Regions from separate parts of the Homo sapiens genome. Here region 2 is linked to region 1. Evidence: read pairs that join two places in POLR2A ChIA-PET (ENCODE). Cell type or tissue: A673. All regions are shown on one strand. Each heading gives the region's core, and the rest is flanking DNA. Links, peaks and the distances in the headings are about the cores only. Region 1 has its middle 11 kb from the start of CHRNE. Region 2 overlaps MINK1 (misshapen like kinase 1).

Evidence for each region. Peaks named below come from ENCODE experiments on the same cell type or tissue, not always from the same donor. Only the 100,000 strongest peaks of a DNase experiment are listed, where the experiment ranks them.
Region 2: POLR2A ChIA-PET joins it to region 1 with 5 read pairs; 6 of 35 experiments call an interaction of 5 or more read pairs at or near these places.

The regions. Positions count from the first base shown.
Region 1 is chr17:4,912,845-4,915,754 of GRCh38, reverse strand. No RefSeq gene overlaps it. Among named protein-coding and RNA genes, the nearest start is that of CHRNE, 11 kb to the right of the region's middle. In A673, for the core only: no CTCF peak of the experiment used is centred there; a DNase peak (open chromatin) is centred at 1,624.
Region 2 is chr17:4,859,301-4,862,210 of GRCh38, reverse strand. The region is part of intron 1 of MINK1 (misshapen like kinase 1); the gene reads right to left. Among named protein-coding and RNA genes, the nearest start is that of MINK1, 27 kb to the right of the region's middle. RefSeq lists a silencer at 2,063-2,357. In A673, for the core only: no CTCF peak of the experiment used is centred there; no DNase peak of the experiment used is centred there.

The DNA of each region.
Region 1 (2,910 bases), core at 206-2,705:
TTACAGGCACGCGCCACCACATCCAGCTAATTTTTGTATTTTTAGTAGAGACGGGGTTTCACCATGTTGGCCAGGCTGGTCTCGAACTCCTGACCTCGTGATCCGCCTGCCTCGGCCTCCCAAAGTGCTGGGATTACAGATGTGAGCCGCCGTGCCTGGCTATCCACTGATAATTCTTGCTGGAATTAATTCCTGTCATGATGACAGAAAAACTTTCCTTTAAAAAAAAAGTGATTTAGCTGACTCTGAGCACATTGTCTATGGGTTAGCTCTGTTCTCCGAGAAGCAACAACAACAAAAATAGGCTGGGTGCAGTGGCTCACTCCTGTAATCCCAGCACTTTGGGAAGCGGAGGCGGGTGGATCACTTGAGGACAGGAGTTCAAGACGAGTCTGGGTAACACAGCAAAACCCTGTCTCTACTGAAAAATATTTTTAAAAATTAGCCTGGTGTGGTGGTGCATGTCTGTAATCCCAGCTATGCTCAGGAGGCTGAGGCACAAGAACCCCTTGAACCTGGGAGGCAGGGGTTGCAGTGAGCAGAGATCTCGCCACTTGCACTCCAGCCTGGGTGATGGAGCGAGACTCTGTCTAAATAAATAAAAATACAAAAATTAGGCCTGGCACGGTGGCTTACATCTGTAATCTAGCACTTTGGGAGGCCGAGGTGGGTGGATCACCTGAGGTCAGGAGTTCGAGACCAGCCTGGCCAACATAGTGAAACCCCATCTCTACTAAAAATGCAAAAATTAGCCGGTCATAGTGGCACATGCCTGTAGTCTCACCTACTCCGGAGGCTGAAGCAGGAGAATTGCTTGAACCCAGGAGGCAGAGATTGCAGTGAGCTGAGATCGTGCAACTGCACTCCAGCCTGGGTGACAGAGCAAGACCCCATCTCAAAAATAAATAAATAAATAAATGCAAAAAATAAAAAGTGATTTAAAAGCCAGGGGCGATGGCTCATGGCTGTAATTCCAGTACTTTGGGAGGCTGAGGTAGGAGGATTGCTTGAGTCCAGGAGTTTAAGACCAGCCTGGGCAACACAGTGAGACCCCGGCTCTACAAAGAAATTTAAAAATTAGCTGGGTGTGATAGTGTGGACCTGTAGTCTCAGCTACTCCGGAGGCTGAGGTGGGAGGATCACTTCAGCCTGGGAGGTCAAGGCTGTGGTGAGCTGTAATGGTGGCACTGCAGCCTTGGCAACTCTGTGAGACCCTGTCTCAAAAATAAATAAATAAATGTATACATAAATAAGTGATTTAAGTTTATTCCTTTTTCTTTGTAACCAAAAGAGTCCACCTAAAACAAAACAAAAGTTGGAATCAAAAGTGGGTTTCCGTGGAAGTGATCCTGAGTCCGATAAGGATCCTGAGTCCGATAAGGAGCCTGGATAGTTGAAGTAGAATGTTTCTATCCAAGGTTTGCATGAGAGAGTCACTAATTAATCTGTCACCTGGGGGATCTTGGACTTTAAACATGGGCACTGTTAGCAGGCATTTGGTCAATTGGTGGCTTTAGCTCTGGGTCAATTCCAGGAGAGAAAGTGTATTTTGAGCTTTCTAGACTGGATTAGTTACTGTATTATAAATTCCTAGGGCACCTTGCCAAAGCTGTTCTGCTACTTTGTTTTAATGTCTGTCTGTCCCTCTGGATGGCAGACTTTGGAACAGCAGGCACTCAGAAGCATGGCCCATGTTCTAAGAGGCAGGAGCTGCTCCATGCATTGGGAGAAGATTGAAAACATTAAATAAGGAACCTCCTTGGGCTTTTCTCTCTGTCTCATGTCTCACTTTTATAAGCGTCCTCTGATGTCTTTCTTTTTTTTTTTTTTTGAGACAGTCTTGTTTTGTCGCCCAGGCTAAAGTTCAGTGGCATGATCTTGGCTCACAGCAACCTCCACCTCCTGGCTTCAAGCGATTCTCCTGCCTCAGCCTCCTGAGTAACTGGGATTACAGACACCTGCCACCATGCCCAGCTAATTTTTGTATTTTTAGTAGAGATGGGGTTTCACCATGTTGGCTAGGCTGGTCTTGAACTCCTGACCTCAAGTGATATGCCTGCCTCAGCCTCCCAAAGTGTTGGGATTACAGGCCACTGCGCCCAGCCTAAAACAACGTTTGAACATTAGAATTAAGAATTTTTTTTTTGTAGAGATTGGGGGGTGTCTCACTATGTTCCAGGCTGGTCCAGAACTCCTGAGCTCAACCTATCCTTCAGCCTTGACCTCCCAAAATGCTGGGATTACAGATGACAGCCACCTAACTCAGATACCACTTTCTTTTTAAATATAGACTTCCCGGGCCAGGTGCGGTGGCTCATGCTTGTAATCCCAGGAGGCCGAGGCGGGTGGATCAGCTGAGGTCAGGAATTTGAGATCAGCCTGACCAACATGAAGAAACCCTGTCTCTACTAAAAATACAAAATTAGCTGGGCATGGTAGCATATGCCTGTAATCCCAGCTACTCGGGAGGCTGAGGCAGGAGAATCACTTGAACCCAGGAGGCAGTGAGCCGAGACTGCACCATTGCACTCCAGCCTGGGCAACAAGAGTGAAACTCTGTCTCAAAAATAATAATAATAATAATAAATAAAAATAAAAATAGACTTCCAGCTGGGCGCAGTGGCTCACGCCTGTAATCCCAGCACTTTGGGAGGCCGAGACCGGTGGATCACGAGGTAAGAAGATCAAGACCATCCTGGCCAACATGGTGAAACCCCATCTCTACTAAAATACAAAAAATTAGCAGGGTATGGTGGCGCGCACCTGTAGTCCCAGCTATTTGGGAGGCTGAGACAGGGGAATTGCTTGAACCTGGGAAGTGGAGGTTTCAGTGAGCTGTGATCACGTCACTGCATTCCAGCCTGGGCAACAGAGACTCTGTCTCAAAAAAAAAAAAAATTAAAAATTAAA
Region 2 (2,910 bases), core at 251-2,750, 54 kb after region 1:
CGAGTCTCTGCTGCATCTCTCCCTTTATTTGACTTAGCTAGAGCAGATTCCTTCCAACCCAACAAGCCAGACCACAACATCTCTATTTAACCTTTCACAGGACCAAGCCTCATCTCCACAAGTAGAACAGAAGCTCATTAAGGGCAGGAGCCATTTCTAGGTGGTACTTGGGTATACATGGAATGAGAATTAGGCGGCCTCACACTGAGATGGGTGCCCGAATGAAAACAGCAGTACTTTATCTGTGCAGCTCTGAATCTATAACATACACAAAACGACTATTGTCGCATAGTGAGCATGTGGGGTAACAGTCTGCGGCTGCTTTCTCTCACTCACTAGAGCTTCTATTACTAAGCATGTCTTATCTCCTCACATTTTACATATAATAAAATTGTGTAAAATCTTTGGTTGGGCCGGGCATGGTGGCTCACCCTGTAATCCCAGCACCTTGGGAGGCTGAGGCGAGTGGATTACCTGAGGTCAGGAGTTCAAGACCAGCCTGGCCAACATGGTGAAACTCTGTCTCTACTAAAAATACAGAAAGTATCTGGGTGTGGTGGCACGTGCCTGTAATCTCAGCTACTAGGGAGGCTGGGGCAGGAGAATCGCTTGAACCCAGGAGGCGGAGGTTACAGTAAACTGAGATCGTGCCACTGCAATCCACCTTGGGCAACAGAGTGAGACTCCAACTCAAAAAAATAAATAAATAAAAACCTTTGGTTGATGGAGAGGCTCAAGAAGATACCATACAAGTGTTGGACTCAATTATTGAAAGGTGGGGCTCTGGAATAACAGACAGAGCGCCTCATGTGGGTCGAAATAGATGTCGCCTGGCACTGTGCCCTGCGTTGTTTACGATGTATAATTGTACATATTGCTTTGCTCAGCTATGAAGAGCCAACAGTGATGTTAACGCAGAAACTCTTGGTAGATGTCTCGTCTCTCGCAGCTCCGCATACAATGCAAGGCACTGGCCACACCAGGCTGGCCCCAAGCAGCACGTCCTGGTGACACTGCACTCGCCTCACTAGGGAGCTGCCTGTGGTTTGCTCCTGTTCCCCTCACAGCTCCAGGTATGTTCTGAGTATATACGAGGTCACCAAATCGTCGCTGATTTAATGATTCAACGCCAGACAGAGCAAGGCGGAGCTGGGTTTGCTCAAGGAAAGCTTTTCAGAAGAAGCTGAGGAACAAGGGCTGGAGGGAGAGAAGAGGCACAAAGCTGGTGGCCTGAGGCAGGCAAGGGGAGGGCACGAGCTGTCCCCTCAGACTCTGCTCCTCTGCCTTAAATCCCCCTTTAACTATTTCAAGTGTATTAGTTTCCCCAGCTTCAAAAGCTTCCCGAAGTTGCTCCCTAAGGCTTCGGCATCTCCCCAGCACGTGGCGCGCACTGGTGCTGTACAGTTAAGGGACACAGCGCCGTGGTCCTTCCACCTGCACCACGGTCTCTGCTCCCTAGAACTGACCAGGGGAGAACCAGGCACACACCAGCCTTGAGCCCTTGCTTCTTTGCTCTGCTCAGCCTCAAGGGACTCCCTGGACTCCTCCCACAGCTCCTACCTGGAGGAAAAACTAGGGGCAAATGTGAGCCCGTTGCAGCTCTCACGGTGCTGCCTGGGGCCCAGCATCAACAGACATTTTCCTTTCCTTTCCCCAAAACCAAAGTCATGTTAGTGTAGTAGTAGTAGTACAGACTGAGAGGAGATTAGAAACAAAGGGTTTGATTATTTCCCAAGAGAAAATGCAAGAGTTCATGCATAAACTGTTTCCAGAACGCTGTCCGGTTGGGAGGCTGGGACACGAACTGAAACTCAGAGCCTAGGAAGCGTGAGCCAAGGCTGTGGGGCCAGGAAAAGGAGAGAAGGTGAAACCCCCGTCAGTCCCTCACAATCAGCACGTGGAAATCTAGAAATGCAGGAGAGGCCTGGACTCATGGTGGAATCCAGAATGAAAGAGGTGGACGACTGAATGAGCAGAAGGAGGCAAGCACCAGAGGCTTGGGGGTCACATTTCTTGGAAGTGGCCTGGAGCTGGCAGATGAGAACTCTGGCTACCCGTCCTCATTCCACTAACAGTAGCTCCTCTAACGACATGCCCCTTCCCTCTGTACCCCGCTCCGCATGCGGCAAGTAGTTCCCGGACGCGACCCTTCCCCCTGTACCCCGCTCCGCATGGGGCCAGTAGTTCCCGGACGCGCCCCTTCCCTCTGTACCCCGCTCCGCATGCGGCAAGTAGTTCCCGGACGCGCCCCTTCCCTCTGTACCCGGCTCCGCATGCGGAAAGTAGTTCCTACGGTGTTGGTTTTGCATGTAGATGAAACCCTTTGAGGGGTAAAGGTTTTTTTTTTAAGTACTTTAGCAAATGCAAACTGTTATTATCAATATTAGCCAGCATCTTTTTTTTTTTTTTTTTTTTTTTTTTTGAGATGGAGTTTCGCTCTTGTCACCCAGGCTGGAGTGCAATGGCAAAATCTAGGCTCACTGCAACCTCCGCCTCCCAAGTTCAAGCGATTCTCCTGCCTCAGCCTCCCAGGTAGCTGGGATTACAGGCGTGTGCAACCACACCCAGCTAATTTTTGTATTTTTAGTAGAGACAGGGTTTCACCATGTTGGCCAGGCTGGTCTCGAACTCCTGACCTCATGTGATCCATCCGCCTCAGCCTCCCAAAGTGCTGGGATTACGTAGCCAGTGTCTTTCTTAAGTGCCTGTCAAATAATGCTCCTGGTTTATAAGTGCCCCTGGCTCTACCTTCTGGGTGCTCAGACACCAACACAGAGAGAACAGAATTAACATCCTGAGAAGTTACATATGCTAAAATATAAAGAGTAAGATTGTGAGGAAACTGCAGGGGAAGCAGGTAGGTTAGGAAAAGGTATCCTCACTTTTCTGCTGACCGATGAGTCATAATTC